Regions from separate parts of the Homo sapiens genome. Here region 1 is linked to region 2. The links are chromatin contacts, found by Hi-C or POLR2A ChIA-PET in ENCODE. All regions are on one chromosome and are shown on one strand. Each heading gives the region's core, a stretch centred on a gene start or an enhancer-like site at or near the end of the contact. The rest is flanking DNA. Distances are from core to core; before and after follow the strand shown. Region 1 overlaps CHST11 (carbohydrate sulfotransferase 11). Region 2 holds the start of TXNRD1 (thioredoxin reductase 1).

Region 1 (5,088 bases), core at 1,766-4,265, 430 kb before region 2:
AAGGGCCCCCCAGAGCCCAGGCAGACAAACAGCAAACTCAGAAGGGGCCAAAATAAAGACAACTGCGGTGCCCACCCCCACCTGCAGGTTGCTTTTCCAACAAGCCCAGCTGGGCTTCCAACACAAATATTTCTTGCAAAGCAGAATAGGAGGCCTGAGCTCCAGTCCTGGCCCAGCCCCCTGGCTCTCTGTTGGGTCAGTTCTTTAACTTCCTGAGCCTCAGTTTCCTCACCTGTATGGTGGGGATGAGAATCACAGATTCCACCTCAGAGGATTATTGCCAAGTACCTGGCTCAGAGTGGGTGCCCTCCAACCATGGGAACTATTATTATTAATTTAAAAGTGGAAGGCCGGGCGTGGTGGCTCACGCCTGTAATCCCAGCACTTTGGGAGGCCGAGGTGGGCAGATCACGAGGTCAGGAGATCGAGACCATCCTGGCTAACATGGTGAAACCCCGTCTCTACTAAAAATACAAAAAATTAGCCGGGCGTGGTGGCGGGTGCCTGTAGTCCCAGCTACTTGGGAGGCTGAGGCAGGAGAATGGCGTGAATCTGGGAGGAAGAGCTTGCAGTGAGCCATCATGCCACTGTACTCCAGCCTGGATGACAGTGCAAGACTCTGTCTCAAAAAACAAAACAAAACAAAAAAAGTGGAAGAAGGCTCGCTGCAGTGATCTGTCCTCAGGTTTCATGCAGATAAGCCATGGGCCTGTTCCAGCACAGGGCTGGTCTCTACAGCAAATCCTACCAGCTCTGCTCCTGCACTATCTTCCAGACTGAAGCCTCTAAGGGGTCTCATCCCAACCCTACTTTCAAGGGACAGATCTGAGATGGAGGTCCAGCCAGTCTTCCCCTACCTACACTGGTCAGTCTGCCACCGGGCTCTGAGACAGAACCACCCCAGCTGCACTCTGCCTGCCAGGGCCAGGGCCAGGACTCAGCCAGAGACTCCAAACCTGACCCTCTTCATCGCCTCCCCAGTGCTGCTTCAAGGATTTGAAAACCAGAAGCAGGAAAGCTCCCCTAGAAAGAGGGCATGCTGGCTTGGCAGGATGCCCAGGCAGCACCACGCCAGCTGCAGGGAGCCCAGGTGTGTCTTTTTGGCAGATGCAAGCAGGGCCACTCTGCCTTTGAAGAAAGAGGATTGGCCACACGTTAGACACTGAAGGCAGGAAACAGAATCTGGCCTCAGTGAGGGCTGGAACCAAGGAGAAACCACTTACAAGATGGCTGAGGAAAGACATCAGTAGGGAGGCCACCGAGTGGAATCATAAGCGGTGGAGAGTCAAAAGGCAACCTGAGACGAAATGCAGCAAGTGCATGCGGGAGTCCACCCAGATGCAGGGAAGGTAGGGGGTGTCCAGGAGCTTCCATGGACAGATATCCAGGAGGTGCACGCTGGGAGGGTGGCTGCGGCAGAGATTTCCCAGCAGCCTCTGAGCAGCAATAAGCACAGTGAGGAGGAAGCAGAAGTCCCTCTCTTCAGAGGAAGCAGTTCTCCATCCCGTGAGCCAATCCACAACTGGCCGGACAGCTCCTTGCAGAAACCGTCCAAGAAAAGCAGTCTCCACTAGCAGATAGCAAAGGCAGAGAGACCTAAGAGGTTCCTTTGTTTGCTAACTGCACCCCTAAACTCCAGAGGAAATAAGAAAATTCAAATTGCTTCCTCTTGGTACCAGAGGAATCAGGTTTGACAAGTCTCTTTATGAGATGACAGCTGAGAAATGTTCTAGAGAGGTCCCTTCTTACCCTGGGTTAAAACAGTGAAGTCTTGGCTTTCCAGGAGCTGGAAAACACGCTCATGAGACCCAGACCAGATTCTCAGGCACAACTGATGTTTCCATCCCTGATCTAGAATAAGCCATTCCAGGCAAAGGAATTTTCCAGATAGGAAAAACTCCTCAAGTGCAACAACAAAAAAAAGTCATGAGAACTTTGTGTGTGTGTGTGTGTGTGTGAAGAAAAAGTCTCTGAATGTCCTCTTAAGTTCCTCAAATGGAAATCCCCTAAATGTGCTGGAGTTCTTGAAAAGAGCATATTGGAAGAAATCTGTTACTGATAATCCCACACAAACACGCTACCCACTACAGTGGCACACTGCCCCTACCATGGTACAGAGGGAAAGACTTGGACTTTGAAAACACAGGGTAGAACCCCATCTCTGCATCTGACGTATCTAACCCTCCAAACTTCTGCTTCCTCATCTCTAAAATGGGTGGTGAGGAGCAACAACAAGGTTTGCGGTTTTTTGTTTTGCTTTGTTTTAAGAGATAGGGTCTTGTTCTATTGCCTAGGCTGGAACACAGTGGCACAATCATAGCTCACTACAGCCTCAAATTTTTGGGCTCAAGCTATCCTCCCGCCTCAGCCTCCCACAAGTAGCTGGGACTACAGGCATGTGCCGTCATGCCCAGCTAATTTTTTAATTTTTTTGTAGAGACAGGGGTCTCACTATGTTGCCCAGGCTAGTCTTGAACTCCCAGCCTCGAGTGATCCTCCCGCCTCAGCCTCCCAAAGTGCTGGCATTACAGGTGTGCACCACCATGCCCAGCCTACAACACGGCTTTTTGAGAAGTAAATGAAATGTACAAAACCTGCATGTAGTGGGCATCTAATTGGTATGACAATGTGTTCCTTAAAATACTTTTGAAAGTAATTAGTAGTTGAAAATAAACCTTAGTATTTAAGCAACCTCTACTTGACTACATATCTAGTTGCATAATTTCTTAATTTTAAAAAGTATTCTTGTTTTAATTATAAAAGTAATAAATGTTCATTGTAAAAAAAAAAATCTAAATCCCCAAAATAATTTTAAAAGTTAAAAACCACCTATATTCCAACCACCTAGACACAGGCTTGAGATTTTGTTATGTGTCTTCTCAGAGATACATAACAGGCTGGGTGTAGTGGCTCATAGCTGTAATACTAACACTTGTGAACGCTGAGGCAGGAGGATCGCTTGGGCCCAGGAGTTCTAGGCCAGCCTGGGCAACATGGTGAAATCCCATCTCTACAAAAATACAAAAATTAGCCAGGCATGGTGGCACACGCCTGTAGTCCCAGCTACTGAGGAGGCTGAAGTGGGAGGACTGCTTGAGCCTGGGAGGATGAAGCTGCAGTAAGCCACGATTGCGCCACTGCACTCCAGCCTGGGCGACACAGCAAGACCTTGTCTCAAAATTTAAAAAAATCAAATTAATTTGTAAAAAGTAAAAAAAGAAATGCGCATAGGTACTCTGTCTTTACAATGATACAATTCTTCTATGCATGTCGCTTTGTAATTTTTTTCATGTATGTCTCATGAGCATTTTTTTTCATATTAGAGATCATACTCCCATACTGCCATTCTAAAGGCTGCACAGGATCCCATAGTATGGATATACCATCCTTTAATTACTGCCACATGATATTTTGATCATTTCTAATTTCTCACTACTGTGAACAATACTGAGATGAGTACTATGTACCTACCCAGTTCCTCATTTGGGCTTCTCAGAAGTGTCACTAATGACGTACAGGATCAGATGACTCTGTTGTAAGGATTGTCCTGTGCACCATAGGACGTTCAGCAGCATCCCTGGCCTCAACCCACTAGAGGACAGTAGCAGCTCCCCAGCTCTGACAATCAAAACTATCTTCGGATGTTGCCAAATGTCCTCCCTGGGGTGGATGGGGTGCAAAATCCCCCCTGGTTGAGAACCATGGCTTTAGGATAAACTCCTAGAAGTGCCAGATCAAGGTGATTACAGACTTTTTATTTTCTTATCCATTGCTAAATTGCCCCCAGAAGGTTGAGTGCCCCCGTCAGCACTGGGGAACAGCCATCCTCCTTCTCATGTTTGCTGGTAGGAAGGTGGGTAGGGTCCACCCAGTTTTGTTTTTAATTAAATTAATAGATTCTCTTTTTTGAGCAGTTTTAGGTTGACAGAAAAATTGAGTGGAAAGTATATAGAGCTTCCATATACATACACTCATACCTTAACCCCCAGTTTCCCATTATTAATGAAGCAGGATACTTCCCTGACCCCTTTGCAGGCAGGAACTGGAGTACATGGGTGCTGGCAGGGGCAAATTCCACTCACTCACTGTTCCACCCCTCAGAGGAGGGGGAACACAGGTGAATGGGTGCAGGAGGTGGGGGTGAACGCTTTTGGGTGCCAGCAAGAGCGAACTCTGTACTGACCCTGTGGCAGCATCTAGGGGAGGGTGTCCATGACCCCTGAAGCCCCGGAAGAAGTGTTACAGTGCCCTTTTAGCTTTGCCATCCATGGACAGATTAAGTGTTAACAGCTCAGTGGATGGTCCATGTGACAGACACCCTTTTGCATTCACATTTGTGGCACCTGAGTTCTTGTCTGGCATCCAGGAGGAATGAGGTCACACAAATGACTTGAAGATGGCCAATGTGGGGGATTTTATTGCCAGTGAAAGTGGCTTTCAGCAGGAAGGGGAGCTAAAAAGGGGAAGGAGTGGGAAGGTAATTTTCCCCTGGAGTCCAGTGGTCCCCGATTGGACTCATCTCTAAAGCTATGCCATCAAGCTGTCCCTCTGAAGTCAAGCTGCTTCTGACATCCAACTGTAGTCTCCAATGTCCAGCTGCTTCTCCCCTCTCTGTTGGCTGAGCCTGGGGTATTTATGGGCACAGGATGGGGGTCGGGGCAGGCAACATTTGAGCGGGAAAACAGGGATGTAAGGTCTCACTTTGGGCTACAGTATTAGGCTTTTCAGCTTGAGGGTAGGGACCTCGCTGGGGACCAACCCTCTTCTGCCCAGAATTTCCCTGCCTCCTGTCCCTATCATTAATATCTTGCATTGGTGTGGTACATATGTTGTGACTGATGAGCCACTGTCAATGCATTCTTATTAATTGAAGTCCATAGTTTACATTAGACTTCATTCTTTGTGTAATGTCATGTATCCACCATTAAAGCATTGCATAGAGTAGTTTTCTGTCCTAAAAATCCCTTGTGCTCTTCCTGTTCATCCCTCTCCCCACCTCCTGAAACCCTGGCAACCACTGATCTTTTTACTGCCCCCATAGTCATTTACTGCTGTTTACAGACATTTGCCAACTTTTACAGAATGTCA
Region 2 (4,583 bases), core at 1,235-3,734:
CACGAGGTCAAGAGTTCAAGACCAGCCTGGCCAACATGGTGAAACCCCGTCACTACTAAAAATACAAAGATTAGCTGGGCATGGTGGCGGGCCTGTAATCCCAGCTATTTGGGAGACTGAGGGAGGAGAATTGCTTGAACCCAGGAGGCGGAGATTGTGGTGAGCCAAGATCATGCCACGGCACTCCAGCCTGGCGATAGAGCAAGACTCCATCTCGGGAAAAAAAAAATGTGGTGTGTGTGTGTATATATATTCCATTTTGTGTGTGTGTGTGTGTATATATGTGTGTGTGTATGTACATATACACACACACAATGGAATATTATTCAGCCTTAAAAAGTAAGGAAATCCTGTCGCATGCTACAATACAGATGAAACTCGAAGACAAGTATGCTAAGTGAAACAAGCCAGTCACAAAAAGACAGACACTGTATGATACCAACTTATATAAGCAATCTAAAGTAGCCAAATTTCACAGAAACAGAAAGTAGAATGATGGATACCAGGGGCTGGGGGAAACGGCAAATGAAAAGTTAACGAGTTGGCATGGAGTTTCAGATTTGCAAGATGAAAAAGTTCAGGGGATCTGCTTCACAACAATGTGAATATACTTAATACTGCTGAAAACTGTATACTTAAAAACGGTTAGGGTCAGCTGGGTGCAGTGGCTCATGCCTGTAATCCCAGCACTTTGGGGAGCTGAGGTGGGCAGATCACCTGAGGTCAGGAGTTCAAGACCAGCCTGACCAACATGGTGAAAACCTGTCTCTATTAAAAATACAAAATTAGCCAGGCGTGGTGGTGCATGCCTGTAATCCCAGCTACTTGGGAGGCTGAGGCAGGAGAATCGCTTCAACCTGGGAGGTGGAGGCTGAGGTGAGCCAAGATGGCGCCATTGCACCCCAGCCTGGGCAACGAGAGCGAAACTAAAAAAAAAAAAAAAACAAAATTGTTAAGATGGTAAATTTTTTTTTTTTAACCACACACAAAAAGAATGTAGCTAAAGAAAAACAGTAAATAAATGGAAGGACATAGATATCAAGAAGATCCTGAGGATGGCACATGAAACGTCAATTTGGGATGCACCTGCTCAAACTCCTTCATTGTACTAATGGCCACAAATTAGCTGCCTGACCTGGACCTTGCCTGACCTTGCTCCTACCCTGTTCCTTTATTCTTCCCTTCCCCTAATCCAAGTCCTTAACTCCAGCAGGATATACAGGCCTCCCTATCTCTAGCATGGTCTCACCGGCTGCTTCCCCTAACAAGAATGTTCTCCCTTCAGACACCTCTACCAAATCCTACCTCATCTATGGGAGCTGCCATCCCCACTTGGCTGTTTTTACCACTCCTTTTAGCCCTTCACCATATGCTGCCTTGTAACTAAACTGTAAGCCTTTGAAAGAGGCAGATCCTACAGCATTTAATAATTCTAGCCATTGGGCAAGGCACTTTTTGGAGCCTCACTTTCTCAAGCCTATAAAAAAGGTGGAGGCGGCCATATGACTATGACCAGGGCTTTTGAGTCAGATGGCCTCAACTGGTATCCCAGCTCTTCCACTTACTAGTTGTGTGCTTTGGGTAAGTTTTATAACCTCTTTGCTTCTCAGTTTCTTCATCTGTATAATGGGGTTTATGATAAATCTCTCAGTATGGCTGGAAACATGAACCAAGATTATTACCCATGTCTAGTGCTTCCAAAGGCCCCTCTCATGTCAGTGCTTAGTAACCACTAGCCATTATTGGCATTATCCGGACAATGGAGAAGAGACTGGGAGCTTTCTCTTCTGGAAGAACAAGTGAAAGGATAAAGCGGGATGATGGTGGGAGAAATGTGCCCAAAATTCAAGGGGATGGAGAAAGGGGGCCGGGAAGGCGTGTCGGACAAGATTCTCGATGGAGGAGGATGCTGGGAGTGGGCCGGGGGCTTCTGGAGAGGTGAAGGGGCACCCCCGGACTCGGCTGTCGGTTTGGTCGCTTCCCCCGTAACCTTTCATTGGAAACACGGTGCTTGTAGGAAGAGGACGCCCTAACGGGCCCTGAGCGAAATCAGGCGGGTCGCTGCCGAGATCTCGGTTCGGTTTCCGACAGGTTTCCGGGCAGGTCCTCGCGGCGGGCCCGCTCCTCCTTCCACCTCCCACCTCTCTCACAGCCAGCGGGCGGGGCAGCCCTCGGCCGGCCGCCGGCCTCCGTCTCCCGGGGTGACCTGGGGGAGCGTTTCTGGGGTCTCCAGCGTGGCGCGCGGTCAGTCACTGACTCCAGTGAGGGGCTTCAAGGCCAGGGCTCCGGGGCACTTTATCCCCAACCCCGGCCGGAAGGCCCGCTTCGGCCCGTCGACCTGGGGACCAGGCCTTCGCCCTCGGTCGTACCTGACCTACGGCGGCCATCGCCGTTCTTGCCTTTCGTCTGCAGCTCCGTTGGGGCGGCCGCCGCCACTGCCTTGCCCTCGGCGCAGCCCATGTCGCACAAGGCCCTGTGGGAACTGACGGAGCCGAAGGACGCCTGGCGGAGGCCGCGAGCCCCCTGCCGGCCGCGGGTCGGAGAACGCGGTGGGCGGGGCGCTCGGTGACAACAGCGAAGTCATAGCCCGTGTATCTTCTTCAAGGTCGTGAATTTTTTTTTTTTAACAGGAAAGAACGGTCGCTAAAGGTAAATTGGAAAATGCAGAAATGGAAAGGAGAAAAGAGCGCACCACCCAAAATCCTTATCCTTCGGCTGGGCGCGGTGGCTTACACCTGTGCACTTTGGGAGGCCGAGGTGGGAGGATTGATCGCTTGAGCCCAGGAGTTTGAGACCATCCTGGGCAATGTAGAGAAACCCTGTTTCTACAAAAAATAATTTTAAAAAATTTATCCTTCACACAAACTACTTTTGCTGTGTTTACTATTTCTTTCCAGTTTTTCCCCTCTATGCATAGTTTTGCATCCAGCATTTCACTTAATACTAGTATTTTCCATACTATCACATAGTCTTGTAAGCCTCCCAGATAACCACCTGGCTTCCACTGTCACTTCAGTCTTTGCCTCTTTGACCGTAGATGAAGCATACACTGAACATCGTAGTTTCTTTTTAATACACTTTATTTTTTAGAGCAGTCTTTTTTTTTTTTTTTTTTTGAGACGGAGTCTCACTCTGTCACCCAGGCTGGAGTGCAGTGGCGCGATCTCAGCCCACTGCAACCTCTGCCTCCCAAGTTCAAGCGATTCTCCTGCCTCAGCCTCCCGAGTAGCTGGGACTACAGGCGTGTGCCACCATGCCCAGCTAATTTTTTGTATTTTTAGTAGAGACGGGGTTTCACCGTGTTAGGCAGGATGGTCTCGATCTCCTGACCTTGTGATCCGCCCGCCTCGGCCTCCCAAAGTGCTGGGATTACAGGCGTCAGCCACTGCGCCTGGCCTTAGAGCAGTCTTAAGTTCACAGCAAAAAGACCATCCTATTTGAACAGAAATCTGATCACGCCCCCCTCAACTCTACCCCCACCCTTTACTTTACTCTATTTTATTTTTACCAGCACTGAGAGCCTTCTAACTTACCCTATATTCTCTGTCACCTGCTCCCACTCCCTCCGCCAGCCTCCCCACGACACCCTGCCCATGTAAACGCTGCCAAAATAGAACCTTTGCATTTTTTTCTTGTATCTTGGCCTTCAGCTTGGGCCAGGTGGCCTCCCCCACCTCTTGAAGGAAAGCAGGGAAGAAGCGGGAAAATATTAATTTGAATAATTATAATAATGTAATAGTCCATCCACTAGAGCTACTGGACGATTACATAGCCTATTATTAGATGTTTAGTTTGTTTTTTATTTTTAAAAATTATGAATAAGGCTGCAGGGAACATCTTTGTGTTTATAGTTTTAAGGCTGTCATTACACGTTGCCAAAATTGCTTTTTTGGAACTGTGGTTCCCATTTGAACTCCTACTAGTAATGAATGAGAGTGATTTTTTTTAACACCAAACCACATTGCGGCACATCAGGTGCACAGTCACTGTTCTCTATCAGTGCAGTGCTCTGTTTTTCCTTCTTTCAATTAACTAACATATGGTAAGCATCCAACTTATGCCTGGCTTTGTTTAGGGTTACAAGGTGACTCAAATTCCCTGGTCTCAAGGAACTTCCACCCCAGCTGAGATTTAGTGAACTTGTCTGGTCACCAGATGCGTGGCAATTGTGTGGGCCCTTTGTTTTCATTTGGGTTTGTGGACAAGCTTATATCCTGCTTCTCTGGAGAGCAGCCCAGAGTCAAAATGCTCTTGGAAAACACTGGGTGTTTATTTGCTTAAACACAGAAAACAAATAAAACTGAACCAAAGGCTTTTTTTTTTTTTTTTTTTGGAGATGGAGTCTCGCTCTGTTGCCCAGACTGGAGTGCAGTGGCACGATCTCGGCTCACTGCAAGCTCCGCCTCCCGGGTTCACGCTATTCTTCTGCCTCAGCCTCCCTAGTAGCTGGGACTACAGGCGTCCACCACCACGCTAATTTTTTTTGGTATTTTTAGTAGAGACGGGGTTTCACCATGTTAGCCAGGATGTTCTCAATCTCCTGACCTTGTGATCCACCCACCTCAGCCTCCCAAAGTGCTGGG

Evidence for each region. Hi-C counts contacts between places; a loop is a spot of excess contacts on that map. ChIA-PET counts read pairs that join two places held with the same protein, here RNA polymerase II (POLR2A). Pooled maps may share reads with other maps.
Region 1: a pooled map shows a loop between it and region 2 (4-fold over the local background). The contact joins the enhancer-like site here to the promoter of TXNRD1 in region 2. A Hi-C loop is called at or near these places in 1 of 168 maps with a recorded cell type or tissue (A673) and 3 of 50 pooled maps. POLR2A ChIA-PET finds 5 or more read pairs at or near these places in 1 of 52 experiments (WTC11).

The regions. Positions count from the first base shown.
Region 1 is chr12:104,640,507-104,645,594 of GRCh38, reverse strand. The region is part of intron 2 of CHST11 (carbohydrate sulfotransferase 11); the gene reads right to left. Among named protein-coding and RNA genes, the nearest start is that of MIR3922, 51 kb to the right of the region's middle. RefSeq lists enhancers at 1,382-1,431, 2,329-2,378. Within about 2 kb of position 3,015, at least 6 of the 41 ENCODE cell types and tissues checked have a DNase peak (open chromatin) inside an H3K27ac peak, as active enhancers do.
Region 2 is chr12:104,213,680-104,218,262 of GRCh38, reverse strand. It overlaps TXNRD1 (thioredoxin reductase 1), which reads right to left and starts at 2,484. Exons shown (of 17, transcript NM_001093771.3): 1 at 2,370-2,484. The coding sequence starts at 2,460. RefSeq lists enhancers at 1,476-2,091, 2,092-2,708 and a silencer at 2,532-2,621.